Linked DNA regions of Homo sapiens: region 1 is linked to region 2. A link is a loop called in an ENCODE intact Hi-C map of the cell type or tissue named here. Cell type or tissue: PC-3. All regions are shown on one strand. Links, peaks and the distances in the headings refer to the core of each region. The heading gives the core; the rest is flanking DNA.

Region 1 (10,947 bases), core at 1,359-9,358, 83 kb after region 2:
TGGGAGTGGCACAGGGAATCTGCCTAGGGGATGAGGAAAGGGCAAAACTAAAACAAAATTTTTCCCAAACCCGTTCCCTATTTGTGACCTCAGACCCACTTCACCTGCTAACCAGTGGACCAAATCAACTTCTATCTACCCCAAGGATTTCTGCGGTTTGTTGCTGAGCACAGCCTGAAGATCCATCTTCTCCTCTATCTTCCTGCGGCATCTCCTCCAGGAGACAACTCTCAGTCTGTGCTGCTGTGCTGCTTGTCTTTTCTTCCTTTTTTTTTTTTTTTAATATATGGAATCTCACTCTGTTATTAGGCAGGAGTGAGGTGGCGCGATCTCGGCTCACTGCAACCTCTGCCTCCCGGGTTCAAGCAATTCTCCTGCCTCAGCCTCCTGAGTAGCTGGGACTGCAGGCGCATGCTATCACGCCCAGCTAATTTTTGTATTTTTAGTAGAGATGGGGTTTCACCATGTTGGCCAGGATCGTCTTCATCTCCTGACCTTGTGATATGCTCCCCTCGGCCTCCCAAAGTGCTGGGATTACAGGCGTGAGCCACCGCGCCCGGCCCATGCTGCTTTTCTGTCTTGTCCCAAACCAGAAGCCTTGTAAGTTTTCCAAGATCACCAAGCTGGTCAATGATAGAGCTGGGGCTCAAACTCTAATCTGTCTGACTCTAAACCTTGTGCTTTTAACCCCAGCACTACACTCAGGGTTTTCTGAGACTTTAAAGATGATCACATCAAATTATCCATCCAGCTAAAAATTTTATTTTATTCCAAATATTTCCTACTAAAGGAAACCTGGGCTCCTTGGAGAAATGGCAAACTCTTGGTCTCAGGGTGAAAAATATACAAGAAAACTTACAAAAGAACATGGGTTTTGGTGTGATTTTTTCCTTCACTGTGTTAATGTGGTATATCACATTAGTGGATTTCATATGTTGAACTGTCCCTGCATCTGAGGAATAAATCCCAGTTGGTCATGGTGTATGCTCCTTTTACCGTGCTGTTGAATTTGTTTTTTTGCTAGCATTTTGTTGAGGATTTTTATATGTATACTCAAAAGGAATATTGGCCTGTAATTTTCTTTTCTTGTGCGTCCTTGTCTGGCTTTGGTATCAAGGTTTCAAAATAAATTGCAAAGCCATAGTATTTAAAACAGTATGCTACTGGCATAAAGACAGACATATAAGCCTATGAAATAAAACAGAGGTCCCAGAAAAAAATCCACACATATATGGTCAATTGATCTTCAACAAGGGTGCCAAGAATACATAATGAGGAAAGGACAGTTTCTTCAACAGATTGTGTTGGGAAAACTGGATATCCCCAAGCAAAAGAATGAAATTGGACCCATATCTTACACCATATGCAAAAATAAACTCAAAACACACTAAATATTGAAATGTAAGTCATGAAACTGTAAAAGTTCTAGAAGAAAACATAGGGGAAAACTTCACGATACTGGCCTTGGCAATGATTTCGTGCATATGATCCCAAAAGCACAGGTAACAAAAGCAAAAACAGACAAGTGAGACTACATCAAACTAAAAAGCTTCTGCACAGCAAAATAATCAACAGAGTGAAAAGGTAACCTACAAAATTGGAGACAATATTTGCAAACTGTATATCTAATAAGGGGTTAATTCCCAAAGTATGTAAGGAACTCTTACAACTCAGTTGCAAAAATCTAACAACCTGATTTTAAAAAGGGCTAAAAACCTGAATAGAGGCTGGGTGTGGTGACTCACACCTATAATTCCAGCATTTTGGAAGGCCGAGGAGGGAGGACTGCTTGAACCTAGGAGTTCAAGACCAGCCTGGGCAACAAAGTGATATCCGAGATCCCATGTACACAAAAAATTAAAAAAATTGGACATGGTGCATGTGTCTGTTCTCCCAGCTACAGAAGGGCGCATCGCTTCAGCCCAGGAGACTGAAGTTGCAGTGATGACCCGTGATCACAGCCCTGTACTCCAGCCTGGGCAACAGAGCAAGATCCTGTCTCAAAAACAAAATAGCACAAAAGTTATACATAACCAAAGGACCAAATGACTCAGAAACTACCTTGAAATACACTTTCATGGCTAAAGAAGGGCCAATTTTACCATCAACAGGAAAATAATGGCAATTAGTTGAAACACTTCAACTGTGTTTAAATCCCTAAGTTCACGATGGTGCAAGAAAAAAAAAGTAATTAGTCACCAATGGAACCAACTTATTATTTTGAAAAACGATAAATGGATAGAAATAAATCATTCATCTTTTTTTCTAAAAAATGATACCACTGATTAGTCATAGATGAGAATGGGTTTTCCATTATGGAAATATTCTAGATAATAAATGAAAAAGGATGATAAAATTAAAATACCACCATTTTGTGGCTTTTGGTACAGTAATGGATCCAGGCATGACTATCAGTGGTTGCTAACATGACAAAAACAGAGATGATCAGACATTAGACTATCACCATTTTGTTCTGAGAAAGATAGCCTCAATCTACCAAATCTGTAGAGCAGATTCAGCTACCAATTTACAAAAAATACCTGAACAAAGGAATATGTTCAAACAGACTCAGAGACGCAATCAGAGGAATCTAGGCTGTGGAAAACAATAGCAAATTTTTTTTTTTTTTGAGACGGAGTCTCACTGCTGCCCAGGCTGGAGTGCAATGGCACGATCTCGGCTCACTGAAACCTCCGCCTCCCAGGTTCAAGTAATTCTTCTGCCTCAGACTCCCAAGTAGCTGGAATTACAGGTGCGTGCCACCACGCCCGGCTAAATTTTGTATTTTTAGTAGAGATGGGATTTCACCATGGTGGCCAGGCTGGTCTCGAACTCCTAACCTCGTGATCCACCCGCCTCAGCCTCCCAAAGTGCTGGGATTACAGGCGTGAGCCACCACGCCCGGCAGGAAATTTTTTTTTAACAAATACATTTCAAAAAGAGGGGGAACAAATAGGAGTACTCTATAGATTAAAAAGGACTTAAAAGACATATCAACTATCTATCTCATGTGACCTTACTTGTATCCTAATTCAAATAAACTCTAAAACAAGAAAGCCATTTATGCTCTTTATGAAGAAATTTGCACACTGGCTGGATAGATATTAAGGAATTATTGTAAAATATTTTAGATGTGATAGCTGGCATTGAGTTTATGTAACATTAAAGAATCCTTCTCTTTTAGAGTATTATTGAAATACTTATGGTTGAAATGTTCTGGCATCTGGGTTTTGTTTCCAAATAACACAGACATGGGAAAGGGGTATATAGGCAAAGCAAGATTGGGCAATGAGTTGATGACTCATGAAGCTGGGTGATGGCTATGTGGGGGTTAATTATACTATTATGTATTATGTTTAATTTTGAAAAAGTATGAAATAATAATAAAGTTAAAAACCTAAAAGTTTTTAAGAGAAATATATATTACAAAATAATATATTTTCTTTTTCTCTCTCTCTCTCTTTTTTTTTTTTTTTTTTTTGGTGAGACAAGGTCTTGTTCTGTTACCCAGGCTGGAGTGCAGTGGTGCAATCTTGGTTCACTGCAATCTCTGCTACCCTCCTACCCCCATGGCTCAAGCGTCCATCCTCCATCCTCCCACCTCAGCCTGCTAAGTAGCTGGGACCATTTTATTGTATTTTTAGTAGAGATGGGGTCTCTGCCATGTTGCCCAGGCTAGTCTCGAAATCCTGGGCTCAAGTGATCCACCTGCATCGGCCTCCCAGAGCAAAATAATATATTTTCATCTCAAACAATGTTGAAGTACATAATTAAAAGATGGGTTGTCTGTTTTGATATCCCATTTCTGTCTTAACATTCCCTGAAGGTAATCACTTTAACTCTATACTGATGCAGACAAAAGTTTTATGTGGTATGTATTATATAAATAATGTATTATGAATTATATATTTATATATGTAAATATATTTTGATGCAAGAAAAATCTGAAGTTAAACCTTAGCTACTATAAAATGCTGACTGTGAGTCATTCCACATATTTGGGTGAGACAAGTTTTTTTTTTTTAGTTATATATGTATATATATATATATATATATCTCAAACTGTTAACAATATGGAGAAAAGTGACATTTTTGTTGGTGTCAAATTTGGGATTTGAACTTGTCAGAGTAAGTTCAAAGGTGTCTCACTTTGGAGAAAACACAATATAAAAATTTTGAACTTACGAAACAAATTTGTTTTGGATTGGTTAGAAGGAATCTTCACTAAAAACAAGTAGCCATATATAACCAAGGGCTCCCTTAAATTGTGAATGCCACTACTGATTTTGATTTTTACATTTTGTTAAATTTAGGCACAACTTTACAAACACACCCCATGGTTTATGATCTGGATTTGAAGTCAGGAGACCTGAGTCTTTAGACAGGTAACCTTTGTGTTGGGCATAAAAATAACTGGTCAATCCTATTAATTCAGTTTTTTTAAGCATCTGTTTCAGCTAGAATTGTTCCATTAAAATAGCTAGTTAGTAAATCACAGTAGACTTGTCCAGGAAAGAAAAGGAGAAAATAAACTCGGCAAGCATAAAAACATAAATAGAAACTAAGTATCATATCTACATGGACCTTACTTAAAAAGACTTAGTGTGTGCATGGATCTTATTATTCTGTCTTCTGACAAGAAGCAGAAAGATGAATTTGTAGGGTCCTTATGCATGCAGGGAACCACCTACTCCCACCCATCTGTTAAGGCAGCTCCATATGTTCTACAAAATCAATGTAATCTTTTTGTTAAAATTTCTCCAATTAGGGAGATAATGTTTCTGTCCAGTTTTCCCACAAACTCCTTATAAACAGTAGAATGTAATCTATTACAAGCTATATGCAGATTAATATTGACTAATGTGGATAATTTTTTCCCATGTACATAAGGTAATGTTAACATGAATTCCAAAACTTTTTTTTTTTTTGAGATGGGCTCTCACTTTGTTAGCCAGACTGAAGTGCAGTGGTGCAATCATAGCTCACCGCAGCCTTGAGCTCCCAGATTCAAGTGATCTCTTGCTTCAGCCACCTGAGTAGTTGGGACCACAGATGCATGCCACCATGCCAGGCTGATTTTTTTCTTTTTAGTAGGGATGGGGTCTCTCTATGTTACCCAGGCTGGTGTCAAACTCCTGAGCTCGAGGGATCTTCCACTTCAGCCTCCCAAAGTGCTGGATTTACAGGCATGAGCCACCATGGCTGGCTTCAAAAACCTTTAATAAGCCCCTCCTGTTTGCTAAATGATGATAATACAAGGTTGAGTAAGACATGTTTTGGGCTGAACTTTTAAAACATCTTCCATATTTAGACCGAAGCAGGTCTTTGTCATCATCTTTCTCTCTTCCTGTACTTAACAAAGCATTTTGAATAAATACATGAAATTTGATAATGATGAAGAATGTGTTTTTTTTTTAAATAATAGAATATAGGGAAAATGTTCAATAGCTAATTTTCTTGAAGAATATTACTACCACATTTTTCTGTATTCTTTAAAGAAGAATCATTCAAATTAAATGATGCTTGACATAAAACTTCAACAAATATTATGACATCATGAAATGAAAACAGGAATAAGATTCAAGAAAACAATCCTCAGTAGAAACATTGACCATCATTTCTCTAAAATAGCATTTTTCTGTAAGAGCTATAAATGAAACATAGAAGAATATCCTAACTTCATAATTCCTAAAATATGAAAATCATACAAAGGAAGTAAACAATGCAAAAATAAGGACCAAAACATTTCATAAATAATAGCTGTTATGCAAAGTGAGTTACATTCCTCTGTGTATTTAATATATGACTGAATACGTGCCTTTACTGATTTGCAGCCAGCAAATGCACTGGTATCAATTTTAGTGTAGAAAGCAAATGTTACAAAAAAAAAGTTTGAGAAATTCCCTGTATCTGTGGAGGATTAGTCATCTCTTAAATTCTGTAACCAAGAACATAAATGTTAATATATATTTGTACAAAACTATCAGTTTCTTCAAAAATGTGCAGAAATAAGTGACTTATTAAAAAATTGGCAGGATAGGAATTTATGATTCATGTGTAAGAGACCCTCCATTCCAGCTGTTGGTAGCCATGCCTGGGCTCCGGCCTCCCTGTGTGACACATGGTGAGCTCACCACCGTGTCTTAGCAAGAGTTTGTAAGGGGAGAAAGTGACATTTTCACTTGTACTAAAATTGAGATTTCATCACAGAAGTTCAGCAGTGCCTTACTTTGGAGAAAACCTAATATAAAAATTCCAAACTTATGAAATACATATTTTGGGGGTGGCTTCTCAGTCAAGGTAAATCACCAGAGCTGTCAGCATAGGCTTTTTAATATTATGTGCAGCAGCATTGATTATTAAGTATGAATTCAATATCTACACTAATTTTCATACCCACACCTTTGATTTAGGATTGGGACATGAGGTCAGACATATGTGATTATGACAAGTTGTAACAGCTGGCTGTGTGACTCTGCAGTTCACTTATAGGCCCTTTTACCCTAAAAATACAATAAGGGGAATTGGCCTGAAGACTTCTTTAATTCTAAAATTGTATGATTTGCTGATTTCTCTAAGATAACTCTCTGGTGCATTTCTGGCCTCAGACGTTCACAGTTTCCTCACATGTTCCTTCCCCCAAATGTCTGATTTTAAAAAGCAGTGGTTTTGGCTAATGCTGTAGGAACTACGCTAGTAGTGGATTTCCCACAGTTCTAGGACTATAGCTATCTTACATCTGGGTTTTTCAGGATATACCAATAAAAAATAATCGCCTAGTCTCCAAACACCAGCACAGGATCTGGGTACTGAGGTGCCCTACAGCTAAAATATACTAATGACTGTCTCTAAAATGTTAATACATAAAATTTCTTCAATTTCCTGTGTATCTCTCATACAGTGTTTTAAATTTCTAGTGCCTGTTACCACTTGTCTATTAGTGGAAAATAGCAGTGTAAACAAGTAGCAAATTAACATATGTGGGAAAACACAGACCACTGACTTTTAATTCTCTGTTTATGCCTATAAGCTTATGGCTATAATTTTCTATTTCTACACATCCCATCATCATTTATTAATTCAACAGCTATATCTTGAACTCTTACTATCTGCCAGGCCTCATGCTGGGCTCTAGTTGCAAGTGCACAAAACTAGACAGGCTCTTTGCCTCATGGAAGCTACAGTCCCACATGGACATAAATGTCAAATAAATTATTATGCCAAATGTATTCATAACTGAAAATTGAGTTAAATGTCATGAAGTAAAAAAGGAAAAACAATATTAAGGAAGAAAATAAGTCTCCAAACCCAGAACTTGGGATATTTGAATCTTCAAAGCAATTCATCCTTACATAGGGTGCCTCCTATAGATAATGCATGGTCTCTGAGGCAAGGCTGGGGAGTGCAGAACAGCCTGTCCTTCTTTTATATCCTCAGGTGCCCAGGTATCAACTTTTCTTTTTCCTCCTTCAGGAAAACAACAACAACAAACAGGCCCTTGTGTACATCAGGTTATGAAAAGCGATACCTAGCAGGTCCAGTGACCACCTAGAATTAGCCGTGACAGTGAGCTCCCTGTTGCACGTTGTAAATGGCAAGTGAGAAAGCATTAAGTAGATTACTAGACATCAGGACTCACAGCTAGGCCATGGGGCCAAACCCTGTGTTTGTTTTTCTGTCCTCATTTTGCTTGGCTTCTTGGCAGCATTTCACATGTTGACTTAGACCTCTTTCCTGAAGCACAACTCCTCTTGGAACATTCATTTTTGTTTTTGGCTTTTTTCCCCATCCCTCTAGCTGTTCCTTCTCTACCTTATCTCTAAATGTCATTACCTAGGGTTCAGTCCTGAGTACTCTCTGTCTTCTCTCCTCGATTAATCACAACCATTCATGTAACTTCAGATGCCATCTGTATACTATGACTCCCAAATTTATATCTCATTTTGAACCCTCTCTTCTGAGCTCCACTATCAAAACTGAACACTTGGCTGGGCACAGTGGCTCACACCTATAATCCCAGCACTTTGGGAGGCCGAGGTGGGCGGATCACCTGAGGTCAGTAGTTTGAGACCAGCCTGGCCAACATGGTGAAACCCCGTCTCTACTAAAAATACAAAAAAAAAAAAAAAAAAAAAAAAATTAGCCAGGTGTGGTGGCACTTGCCTGTAATCCCAGCTACTCAGGAGGCTGAAGCAGGAGAATCACTTGAACCCCGGAGGTGGAGGTTGCAGTGAACTGAGATCGCGCCACTACACTCCAGCCTGGGTGACAGAGAGAGACTCCATCTCAAAAAAACAAAAAACAAAAAATAAAACAAAACAAAACCTGAACACATCATTTGCATGCTTTGTGTTCCTCCCTCAGTCTACCCTGTTGCATTAAATAACACCACTATCTACGCAGTTCTTCAAGCCAGAAATCTAGGAACATCCTTGATGCCCTTACCTCCCACCACCTTCTTCGTCCATCCCATCATGTCATCTCCAATCAGCTCACCTCTTCCCACACTCTGCCAACACACTAGGGCAAGCTACCATCATTTTCCACCTGAACCGCTACAGTCACCTTCTAAGTGTTTGTCTGCCTCCATTCCTGGCCCCTCCAATCTCTTTTCCATGATGCAGCCATTTTTCTCCAAGTTAAAAACCTTCAATGGCTTCCTACAGTAGTTTGAAAAATAAGCCCAAATATTTTACTATGAATCCTGCATGATCTAACCTCTGCAAACCTCTCCAACCTCATCCTGAGTCATCACTGTGCACTGTGCCCAACATACTGATTTCTTTTTCATGATCTTATTTATGCCAAAGTTGTTCCTATCTCAGGGCCCTTGGGTATGTTCTTCCCTGTGTAAGGGGCATGGTTAATCTCTGCTTTTCACATAGTCAGCTCCTTATCCGTTGAAGGCTCAGTTTAAATATCACTTCCTCAGGTCTTCCAGATCACTCTCTGTATCAGGGTTCTCCAGAGAAACAGAACCAGTAGGATGGATGGATGGATGGATGGATGGATGGATGGACAGACAGATAGATGGGTAGGTGGGTAGGTAGATTAGATAGATAGATAGATAGATAGATAGATAGATAGATAGATAGATAGATAGATAGATGATAGATAGATAGATAGATAGATAGATAGATAGATAGATAGATAGATAGATAGACAGAGAGCCAGCCAGATGCTTTCACATTGTCAGGGCTGGCAGGTCTGAAATTTGTAGCAAAGGCTGGCAGGCTGGAAACTTTTGGGCAGGAGCTGCAGTCATGGGGCAGAATTTATTCTCTTCCTCAGGGAAATCTTAGTTTTGCTCTTAAGCCCTTTTAACTGATTATAGGAGGCTCATCCACATTATCCAAGATAATCTCCTTTACTTAAAGTCAACTGCTTGTAGATGTTAACCAGATCTACAAAATGCCTCCACAGCAACACCTAGATTAGTGTTTGATTGAAAACTGGGTACTATAGCCTCACCAAGTTGACACATAAAGCTAGCCAATCACTCTCTGCTAGAAAGATTTGACTCTTTTCCATCTTTATGTAGTTGGCATATGCATCTTATTTCCTCCTATCAGTATCTTGATAAGAGCCTAGAATATTTTCCTTATTACTGTTCCCAGGGCTGGACTGAGACACTTTTGACATGCAATAGACTTTCTGGGCTAGGGAATTGCTTTTATAAACTCCCCCTCACCTGTATTTTTCCATTCCAAAATGTTGCCAATTAGATATAATGTTTAAGCATCAAACACTGTAAAAATGTAAACTCCACAAGTAGTAGTGATGGTTATCCTGCCATTGGGAATTCTAAGCAGGTCTTGGTAAAGAAAGGAAAAGGGAAGATGTTTGTCCAGTTCACGGTTTTGAGTCAGGCTCACTCTGACTCACAGAAAAGTACCTCCTGTGACTCCTTTTCCTTCTAGCCTCTACTGTTTATATCTTTGCTTTAATTTCCTCCTCTGTCTTCACCATGGATTCCTATAACTCCAAATAGTCTTGCACTCGAAGCTGATTATTTCAGAATACTTAATGTCTGAAGTTCCCCCAAATTAGCATCCAGATGTGTTATTTAGCATTCGTGAATACTGAAATTTTCCTTGCAAGAAAATAGTTCTTCTATAATGATAGAACAATGATGCACTTTCCCTCTTATACAATAATAGGAAGAGTACACATTGTAAAATGGCAGAGGAAAACATTGTTTGAAAGAGACAGAGCCTCAATCAATTAACAGGCATGTCCTGCAAAAAGCTATGCAAAATTCCCCCCTTACCAGATAATGGGAGGGAGAGTGGAGATGGAGAAGTTCACTTACTGTAGTCAGGTGACTTCTTTAGCCATAATGACGCTAAGGTTCTTAAACATGGCAAAATCTGAGGTATTGACACATTGGAAGCAGACAAAGACTAGACATGATTTTCATTAATTCTCATCCATATTAAATAAGTGACATCTACAATCTTTGCACAGTGAAGGGATGAGGGAGAAACTAGTGGGGTTGTCAGTCATGTGAACCACTTGCTTTGCCTCCTTCTTCTGATAATGATCTTCCACCCAACTGATTGAACACTCAGGGTTGGGAGAAGGCAGGAGTGGTGACAGGATATTATCTTCAATTTGGTCTGCTTTTCTTATCTTTAGAAGTACCAACAGAAGGGAACAGAGGTTGAAATTAATGAGGTGGAAATGGGATTCTGAATTATCAGTGCATTTTAATCATCTCTGCTCACCCTTGCAGGTTGACTGTACTCAATTTCCTTTAGACTTCCCTAGGTAGAGAAGTCTACACTCATGAGAAAGAATAATTTCTGTCCTGGAAGCTCTATTCCCTGTATTATTTTTAAAGGAGATTTTAAAACTTAAGGAGGCCTCAGTAGAAAAACATTTCTACATTTGTTTCTTCGAAAAAGACTTTAAAACATCATTTGCCAATAGAGAAAGGGTTTTCCC
Region 2 (10,947 bases), core at 1,609-9,608:
GTACAACCAAGTGGATTCTAGTGTATAACGCAATCACTTCTCCAGAGCCAAGAAGCTGAATCAGAGGGGAGAAAGAATGAAAACAGGTATGAACTAGTATCAGCTGTTAAAGAGTTGTATAATCCCAACTGATGTAACCAAATGTTAATTACTAACAGGGAAAAACAAAGCTTCTAAACAGACATGGTCGTGCTGCTCATTAAAGGTATACTGCGGCCACACATGCACGTACATGCACCACAAACCCATTACAATTGTTCTTTCTTCTCTCTGTCCCCTGCCTTGTAAAGACACACAACACACACATACCCCACACTACTTAAGTGGACACTTGGAACAACTTATGTTGTACTAAGTAGCTCTCAGTGATATTACAAAGAAAAAGAACCTGTCTAATGCTAACACAGTAACTTTACTGTTGTAAAAATAATTTGTTAGCATACTATCATTCCTGTTACCATCGGTGACCTCAAAACAAGATTTGTTCAGCTGCTTGCATCCGTGCTGAGCAAGCCTGGGCCTCTAGAGATGAGATACTGCATGTGGGGATGGCTCTTCCCCTGTCTGCAACCCTGTAGGGTGTAAGCACACTAAGGAACAAGAGGGCAAAAGTCAGGTGCTTCAGTTTTCAAGTGGGACTCTTAGCTCTTAAAAACTGCAAGACTTAACTATGTACAATTTCTAACAAATTTGTATCTAATAAATACAGCAAATACTGTACAGAGTAAACCTAATTCAAGAGACTCCTTTTGCTCTTCTGATTTATGTTTCAGAATGCTAAGGATTTCAAACCTCCCTAGGAATAAACACCATTTACTAAAATTGTTGTACATAAGCAAAGAAATCCACAGAAAAATACATGCGTACTTCTTCTTCAATTAGATTATAAAAGGGCAGAAACCAACAAAGTTTTATATATTATTTGCACCCCAAATCCCTTTGCACTATAATTAGCACTGACTCTGAACTCAGCAGTGTCACTCTAGGGAAACTTTCATTGGAAATAAAAGCAATGAATCTTAAAAATTCTGTATAAGGATGCTGCATTCAACGTCATTTGTAGTAGAGGGTGGCAATTTGTAACAACCTGAGTATCCATAATACATAGTTCAAGTACATTTTGGCATATCTACATTATTTAGGCTATTCTGCAGTTATTAAAAATGAGTTCAATCTATATTAGCTCTGAACAATGCTCATGATGTGTTACTAAGTAGGAAAAGTTGCAGAGTAATATATAAGGCAAAACCAAAGCAAATAAACCAGTTACCTTGTGTATGTTTAGGTTTATATGAGCTTGGAGAAAACCAGGGAGTATTTCCATACTCAGAGATATAAGAGGAGGAACAGAGAAGAAACATCTACTTTCTCTTACACAATCTTTGGATTATCACCATTGTATTTGGAAAAAAAACAAAAAACAAAAAAACCTTAATCACCTAACATATGTCCCTCCTAAATACTATATGTAAGAAAATTTGGAAGAAGGGTTCCTTCAGTAGAACACTCATGATTCATTGATCGTTTCAGCTATAATAGCCTTTAAATGATTACTATGTGCCAGGAAGTGTGCTAAAGACTTTTACGTGTATTTTCTCATTTATCTTCACACGTCCAATTTACAGATAAGGAAACTGAGGCTACATAACCTGGCCAAAGTTCCAGAGCTAGCAGGTGGCAAAGGCTGGCTCCAAAGCTCAATCTTTCACCATTAGGTTATACCATAAGATGTACATTTACATAATAAAATAAGTAACAATAGTCAATTATTTATTAATAAATACTATTTAGAGCACTCTCCCATTATCACATGGCTTTCAGCACCATATACAATCATACATTGACTAAATACAAAATGTACAAAATAGTACATTTTGCTTAAAAAAAAAAAAGGATCAAGCATTCCTTTTTAAAATCAGAATTTTTTGGTCTGGCACAGTGGCTCATGCCTGTAATCTTGGCACTTTGGGAGATCGAGGTGGAATGATCACTAGAGTCCAGGAGTTTGTGACCAGCCTGGTCAACAAAGCAAGACCCACATCTCTACAAAAAATTTAAAAATTAACTGAATGTGGTGGTGCATGCATGTAGTCTCAGCTACTCAGGAGGCTGAGGCAGGAGGATTGCTTGAGCCTAGGAGTTCAAGGCTGCAGTGAGCTATTGCATCACTGCCCTCCAACTGGGGCAACAGAGCAAAACCCTGTCTTTTTTTTTTTTTTTTGAGATGGAGTCTCGCTCTGTCGCCCAGGCTGGAGTGCAATGGCGTGATCTTGGCTCACTGCAACCTCTGCCTCCCAGGTTCAAACGATTCTCCTGCCTCAGTCTCCCAAGTAGCTGGGATTACAGGCGCCCACCACCAAGCCCGGCTAATTTTTGTATTTTTAGTGGAGATAGGGTTTCACCATGTTGGCCAGGCTGGTCTCAAACTCCTGACCTCAGTTCATCTACCACCTCAGCCTCCCAAATTGCTGAGATTACAGGCGTCAGCCACCGTACCCGACCCTGTCTTTATTATCCAAAAAAAACAAACAAAAAAAGACTTATTAAAACAGCTTATGTCCTGAAATTTATTCTTTTGAATTATTAGGGTTAGAAAGCTCAGTCGTTTTCTATTTTACCTAAATATTTTAATAACCTTTAATATTTTCTGATTATAATTCATTATAAGAATATTGGAAATGACAGAAAACTAAAAGAAAAAAATCACCCACGTCACCACCCACAGAGGACCAATATTAAAATGTTTGCATATTTTATTTCATCATTTTAATTATGTTTAATTTATTGTGTAACTGAGATTGTACCATCTTATTTGATATCTTTCATTATTTATGATTACTATGTATTATTTTCTCATGCTATTAAAATTTTTTCAAAAACAATTTTAAACTGTTGCATAATATTCCAGTGTATGGATCACCATTTATTTAACCATTTGCTATTGTTGACAACTTAGGTTGGTTCTAATTTTTTGCTATTTTTCAAAAAGAGTTCCCTATACTTCTGATTCTTTCATTGGAATAGATTCTTCAAGACTGTTATTGAGTCAAAAACTACATATTTTTAGAAGTCTCTTATTGCATACTCCTAAATTGCTTCCCAAATAACTGTTAAATGCAGAGGCTATCACAAATGACTATGATTTCCATTTCTTCACTTATAAGATGACTGAAACAATATGTTTTCTTAACCACTTCCATAAAAAGAAAAGACCCACGCTTGGAGTCAAAAGAACCAAGTTCTTGCTATAGCTTTTTTCTCTTACTGGGTTACCTTAAGCATGATTCCTCAAGATGGCAGAAAAGCTTTAGTAAAGGAGAATATTGATCCCAAAAGGGATACCTCAAAGTCTCAATGTCTTCATGTGACAGGAAGTCTAAGAAGCAGAAAGCCTCCCAAAATCCAGTCTGTAACAAATAGGTGAACTGTGAATCTTAGGCATGGCCCTGGGTATGATCAACCATCAAAAATATCAACAATCCTATCTCTCAATAGCTACAGTGCCATGTCACAGCACCTCAACCTCGGAAGCAGATCTAAGGATAGCTTTTGAAAAATGTAATACTGTTGCCCCCCACCAAGTGTTAACTACAGAAACATTACTTGGCCCAAACATCAAATGACTGTACTCCCTTATATTTATATATCATTTTCTCAAAAACCATTATTCCCACAGCACATAATATTGATCTCAATATTCCCCAAAGAACAAGAAAAGGCACCCTCTCTGCCTACCAAGTCGTATGAAGTGATAGGTAAGGATATGAATAGAGCAGCAGATATGCTGGGCGGCTGGGAAGAGAAGAGCCCACACAGAGGCAAGGGCGAGAAAGAAACAAGCAGCAGATGAAAATTTGCAACCATCCACACACTGTTCTAGGGCTCAGGATAATCTACAAAACGTGTCAAGTAAAAAAGGAGAAAAGGAGATGACAAGGGTACATAATGGCTCAAAGAGAAAATAAGAACTTCAAGTAAGATTTTTTTGTGTAAAGATTATATCCAATCTCACTTTATTTCACATAAATGCAACATTTGAAACAGAAGCAACTGCAGGGTCAAACAAATGCAGCACAAGAATAAAAACTGCCGGGCGCAGTGGCTCACGCCTATAATCCCCAGCACTTTGGGAGGCCAAGGTGGGCAGATCATCTGAGGTCAGGAGTTCGAGACCACCATGGCCAACATGGTGAAACCCCATCTCTACTAAAAATACAAAAAAAATTTAGCTGGGCGTGGTGGCATGCGCCTGTAGTCCCAGCTACTTGGGAGGCTGAGGCAGGAGAATTGCTCGAACCTGGGAGGCCAAGGTTGCTGTGAGCCAAGATGGCACCATTGCACTCCAGCCTGGGAAACAAGCGCGAAACTCCCGCTCAAAAAAAAAAAAAAAAAAAAGAATAGAAATTAAAATATTCTAGTTATCTATTACATATGATTTTTGAAAACTGTCTCATTTACACAGACACTGGAGCCTTATGAAGTCATCAGTTTTCTCAAGAGTACTGCTGCTCTGAAGTAAGATTGGTAAACAAGGATTCCAATACAGACATTAAAATAGGCAAGAATGAGCTAGGCGCGGTGGCTCACGCCTGTAATTCCAACACTTTGGGAGGCCGAGGCAGGTGGATCATGAGGTCAGGAGATCAAGATCATCCTGGCTAACACAGTGAAACCCCATCTCTACTAAAAATACAAAAAAAATTAGCTGGGCATGGTGGCGGGCACCTGTAGTCCCAGCTACTTGGGAGGCTGAGGCAGGAGAATGGCGTGAACCCAGGAGGCAGAGCTTGCAGCGAGCCCAGATCACGCCACTGCACTCCAGCCTGGGTGACAGAGCGAGAGTCTGTCTCCAAAAAAAAAAAAAAAGGCAAGAATGAAGACTTCTTGCTATTACCTGTGCATGGATACTCTCAAGACACTCAAGACAAAATGAACTGATTTGGACACACAAAAAAAGTAATGGTGCTTAGTCATTTATTAGCTAAATTAGAACCTGTAGGTGATGCTAAACACTATCAAATAAAAATTATTCAAGGTGACCATCCCTTGATAGCTCATTCCAGTAACAACTTTTTTTTTTTTTAGTGATAAAATATACTTTTATTTACTTTGTTGAGTCAGAGGGTTGTAAAAAAAATTATTGCTAAAGTAGATATCAGGCAAACAGAAAGGTGCTTTAGAAGTCCAGTTACCTTGGAGTTTATTTAAACTAAGAGAAAAAAGTCATAATGTTTTCATGCAATACATACTTGGTTCTTTAAATAACAATTGTGTGACAAATAGCAGAAGGAATTAAGGAATGCTGCACTTGTGATCCATACAAAACACCAACATTTTAGGTTGCACATAATTAAAGAAATATCTGAAACACTTTTTAAAACACTGTAGTAGCCAATACATAGAGGCATGCCGTAGATGGGCACCCGAATGCAGTTTAGAAAAGAAAAAAAAAAAATCACATAGAAACTACTCAATTTCTTTAAAATCACTGAGCAAGAAAAGCAACGTTGAACTTTCATACTGATTTTACACAACTTCTATATAGTACCTTGACTTAAATCCAAGAGCAAAAGTTAAGACTCTCCTCCTCTATTTTTGGTAAACAACTGCATGGTAAACTTAGATGACTCTTCCCCCTGGATTTTACCTGGGAGTGGCCTTTTTACATTTTTATTTAAAAGAGGACAGGTTTGGCACTTTTATACTGATGTCACCAATGTTAATATTTCTTGGGATCTCAGGAAGATTCATATTCTTTACAGCTGATACAGCACAGGCTGGAGCTCCCACTAAGCCACCCTCAGATTTTTCCAGCTTACTTTGTGCATCAATTTGTGTAACAATCTCATTCATGTTTGTCTCCAATACCATTCCCCCCATACTATTTCTGCAAGAATACTGTGAACCTTGTCTACATGGAAAATCAAATCCAGTTCACAGACATTTTCAAAACATTTGTCTAATGTTTCCACAAATACTTGAATGACATCTAAAATGCCAAGTTCACTTTCTGAAGAATCTACACAGAAGACAAAATATAACGTTGTGTAATGTCTATAAATCAGTTTGTTGTCAGATCCTCCAATTAATAATCCCCCTTCTAGGAAATTACAAACATTTTCATCTCTCTTAGATACCAAATGGAAAGTCTCCCTGATGATTTGCTGTTGTGTATCTTCACTGTAGGGGCGGTAGAACTTGGAGAGCCGCGGCTTCCCGTGGTTGTTGAAGATTAGGATCGCCTTGATCATGGCTGTGCCAGGCCGACCGGGTGGGCACTGGTGGCCAGGGCGGGAGCGGGCGCACAAGCCTCGCCTAGTAATCTTGCCTGCGACCCTTCCCCACCCGCCTCCAGTTAACAACTTTCACTGTCTTGAAGTTTCTTCTTTGTAAAATATACTTACTCTACTGCTATTTTTATACTCTGTTATGCTATTTACAGACTCTACTGCTAATTTAATCTATTTCCTCTTGAAGTCTTTCATTTTAAAAGGGCAACTGGGTGCCATCTTCTCTACACTGCACCTTTATATATTTAACTCTCATTATGACACTCACTCCCTCATATACTCCGATATAAATAATCCTACCTTTCTTACTTTTTCTTTTTAGGTATTATTTCTTCACCTTTTAATTATCTCAGTGGTTCTCCCTTAACTCTAAATTCTCCTTGTCTTCTTAAGTTATAGCACTAAAATGAAACAAATTACCTTTACCACCTAACTCATAGAGATGGGCTTATTTAACAGAAAACACAGAGCAGGCCAGTTGGATTTTCCCATAAAATCTGCATTTGAAAGAAAAGAGTTCTCACCAGAGAAAGACCCTTTCATCTCCAAAAGATAAGCATGTTATCATTTGTATCCAATAATAAAGAATAGGACAAAAGGAAAAAGAAATCGTAGAATGGGTCTAGAAAATATAGGTGTATTTAGTTCCTTGCCTGGCATGGTTATTTTAATCCAGTCAATCATTAGGAATTTGGTGTTGGATGTGGTGGCTCATGCCTGTAATCCCAGCACTTCAGGAAGCCAAGGCATGAGGATCTCTTGAGCCCAGGAGTTCAAGACCAGCCTGATCAACACAGTATCACCTAGTCTCTATAAAAAATTAAAAAATTAGCCAGGCATGGCAGCACACACCTGTGGTCCTAGCTCCTCAGGAAGCTGGGGCAAGAGAATAGCTTGTATCTGGGAGATCAAGGCTGCAATGAGCCATGATCCTATGATTGCATTACTGCACTAAGCCTAGGTGACAGAGTGAGACCCTATCTCTTTAAAAAATAATAAATAAACATGAATTTGGAATTAGAAGTTAGGAGATGGCTGAGTTAAAGTGGTAAAATGCAGGTGTTCCCATTTTTTCCCCAACTGAAAAATCGCTTCAAATCATTGAGAAAACAAGATACAGATGCAAAGAGTTCCATGTTTGATGAAACAAGGGGGTTTCAGAAACCCCCCCAACACAACATATAAATACAGAAGGTAAAAACCTGGCAGAGAAAGCTAAACTTGCTGTCTGTACACTTAACTTTAGAGACACAAGGTACCAGGTGTTTTGTTTTGCGAGGGAAATGGGTAGGTTATGGGTAGGGAAGGACTTGAAAATAGGAGACTTGTTTGAATGTCTTTATTCCTCTCCATGCAGATGGGAACAGAAGGTCATTAAAGGTCTCCAAGAGGGATGTCTTCAGGGGAAGCAAAAGTGCGAGGTGCTGAGATTATCTGAAAAGGTTGGACAATGTGGAAAGTTATACAAGAGGCGTTTGTTTCACAAAGCAGTTGGAGGTGTGTGGGAAGACTTAGATGTTCAAGGAAAACCAAGAGAATGAAAAGGTTAGGCATTTTCTCAAGGAAAAACAAAAATGTGTTCAACAAAGAAAATGCCATCTCAACACCACACTTGTCTTAGCAGTAAACAATAATCACTTATTCATATCGAATAGAAAGCATTGAGCTGAGTCTAACCAGATTATTAGTGCTGCTAATTATCCTGGAAGGACAGTGGAGGAGAAGATGGAGCATAAATGAGATTAAATCATTTATCACCCACCACCACCACCATCCTAGCTAACATTATTGAGCACTTACTGTGTTTCGTATTTTTATTCTGAGCACTTATAAGTGAGCCTCGTATCTCTCCCAGGAAGCTGCCACAAGACAAAAAGCACCGTGAAGCATTCTAGACTCAAAACAGAGGAATGCTTCTAGCGGAAGGAAGGATCCCCTTGACTGCATTGAAGGAAGCTTTGGAATTCTTTCAGAAAGGGGAACAAGAGGAGCATTTCATTCAATTTTGGGAAATCTGTGATAACCACCGGGATCAAGTCCTCATTAGACAAGTGGTATGAAATTCTCCTTCCTGTAATTGCTGAGAACAGATGAATATGGAAGAGCTAATGGACTCTGAGCTGGCAGAAGTGGACCTACAGGTAAATTCAAAGTACAACTGACCTAGACTTCCAACTCCTCACCTCCAACCACTGAGTAATACAGAGGCGAATGTAACCACAGACATGGAGAGTTTCTGTACTGCGCCTAAATGCATGAAGAGGAACCACCACAGGGCTGAAGACATCTAGTCTTTTATATTTCTTTTTTTTTTTTTGAGACGGAGTCTCGCTCTGTCGCCCAGGCCAGAGTGCAGTGGCGCGATCTCAGCTCACTGCAAGCTCCGCCTCCCGGGTTCACGCCATTCTCCTACCTCAGCCTCCCGAGTAGCTGGGACTACAGGCGCCCGCCGCCACACCCAGCTAATTTTTTGTATTTTTTAGTAGAGACGGGGTTTCACCATGTTAGCCAGGATGGTCTCGATCTCCTGACCTCGTGATCCGCCCGCCTTGGCCTCTCAAAGTATTGGGATTACAGGCGTGAGCCACCGCACCCGGCCTAGTCTTTTATATTTCATTGGTGAGTCCTTGTTCACAGATATCCACAGGTGCTGGCACTTAAAATGATCAGAATTACTCTGCAGGCAGGGGTAGAGGGAGGGGTGTTAATAAGTTATCATCAATAAATGTTCATGTCCCAAAACCATACCCTAATTTAACCAAAAATCATAGTTACCATCTATGGAGCACTTCCTCCATACTAAACTGTACATATGTTATCTCTCATACTCATGTCATCAACTCTGTAGAGGCATTATCCTCAGTCTACAGAACAGTAAATCAAACTTTACAGAGTCTAAGTAACTTACCTGAGATACACTAGCTAGTGATGGAGCTCATACTGTCTCCATTAGGCTACATGGTCTCCCATCTTCCAGAATATCTTAAAGTATGAGCCTTTATTGTGATTTTTCCTTAGATTCTAGTGGGATACAGCAAAGTAAGTCTCTCCCAATGGAAATATAACTTACAGCTCACCGCCTGCTGACAGTGTTGTATAAAACTACTTACCACATTAGAGAAATAGATTCTTCGGAGTACTTAGGGTTGGGACAATAGGAACAAAGTTGCTAGACTACCCAGGGCCCAGAACAAAACGGAAAAAAACTGAGATGAGAGGCAATGGGAGGCTAGAAATCAGGGTCTTGACCCAATGTATGTGTTTGCTGGAGGCACACACCCAGGGGCATTTGCTAAGCATTGTTCCCCTTCTGTTTGAAAAACAAAAACAACCTCCCTGAACCCTCTCCCATTCCCCCTAGTAGTGAACATAGGCCAAACTCAATACTGCAGTGAAAAAAATAAATCAAAACATGCCAAAGTTCTCAGATGTTTACATGGCATATCCCATGCTTTAACTCTGGTACATCTCCGTAAATCTGGAAAAGTTGACCCCGTCACCCAGATGCATCAACCTTCAGCTATTCACATTAATTTATGCGCTTTGATCAGATCCCCAAAGCATCTATTTTTTTTTTCATTCTACCACAAAATAATAAATACTGGAAAAAAATCTGTATGCTTTTATATTTTCACAGGTAAGTGCAGAAATGAACTGCATTGCATCCACTTCTTTTAACCCAATTCCTATACTAAAACAAATTCAAGTAAAATATGCCTATTTTTCAAAGCACAATCCTAAAGTCACTAATTCATGGGTAGTTCACATATGACTAGAGAAAGAAAAGGAGAAGGAAAGACAGGAATTAAAGTGAAAGACAGGAATTAAAGTGAAGGAAGGAGGAGGAGGCAGGGAACACCTTATGAGAGATCAGCCAGACTAGAATTAAAGAAGGTGCATCAAAGACTATTACATCCAGCTGGGTGCGGTGGCTCATGCCTGTAATCCCAGCATGTTGGGAGGCTGAGGTGGGCAGATCAGCTGAGGTCAGGAGTTCGAGACCAGCCTGGCCAACACGGTGAAACCCCGTCTCTGCTAAAAATACAAAAGTTAGCCAGGCATAGTGGCATGTGCCTGTAATCCCAGTTGCTCAGGAGGCTGAGGCAGGAGAATCACTTGAACCCTTGAACCCAGGAAGGAGAGGTTGCAACAAGCAGAGATCACGCCACTGCACTCCAGCCTGGGAGACAGAGCAAGACTCCGTCTCAAAAAAAAAAAAACGACTGTTACATCCAATTAGAAGAGCAACAGGGCAAAAAAGCTCCATCAATATATACTTTGCAATTAGTCTGTGAAGAAGGTTTGAAAGCACTTTGTTGAGAGCTAACATGTTAAGCAGTGACCTAAAAGATGAAAGATAAGCTGGCTGGGTTGTAAGGCCCCTTCTCTAACACACCTGGGAAGAAGAGGTAGATGCTGTCCATATGATCTTGGGCCAATGGCAACATAAATAGCTGCATTTGAGAGAGAAGGAGGACCAAGCATTACAGGATCGCTTTCCTGGAGATGCTATGACATTCCTCCAACATTGCAGTCATGTTAGCAAGAGCAGACAGATGCAGTGCAGAGTTGGGACCTAAAGTCCACATCTAAAACACTGTAGCCATTCAGCCCAAAGACCTTACCCTATAACAACAGTGAATGGCACAAGGGAGAA

The links. Hi-C counts contacts between places; a loop is a spot of excess contacts. Peaks named below come from ENCODE experiments on the same cell type or tissue, not always from the same donor. Only the 100,000 strongest peaks of a DNase experiment are listed, where the experiment ranks them.
Region 1: a loop joins it to region 2, with 2.0 times the contacts of the local background. A loop is called at or near these places in 13 of 110 quality-filtered maps.

The regions. Positions count from the first base shown.
Region 1 is chr1:214,560,807-214,571,753 of GRCh38, forward strand. No RefSeq gene overlaps it. Among named protein-coding and RNA genes, the nearest start is that of PTPN14, 15 kb to the left of the region's middle. In PC-3, for the core only: no CTCF peak of the experiment used is centred there; DNase peaks (open chromatin) are centred at 6,105, 7,695 and 8,755; H3K4me3 peaks cover 1,293 bases; H3K27ac peaks cover 4,680 bases.
Region 2 is chr1:214,477,137-214,488,083 of GRCh38, forward strand. All of the region lies in intron 1 of PTPN14 (protein tyrosine phosphatase non-receptor type 14), which reads right to left. It also overlaps the pseudogene AP3S1P2. Among named protein-coding and RNA genes, the nearest start is that of PTPN14, 69 kb to the right of the region's middle. RefSeq lists an enhancer at 6,445-7,153. In PC-3, for the core only: a CTCF peak has its summit at 4,980; no DNase peak of the experiment used is centred there; H3K4me3 peaks cover 1,162 bases; H3K27ac peaks cover 1,479 bases.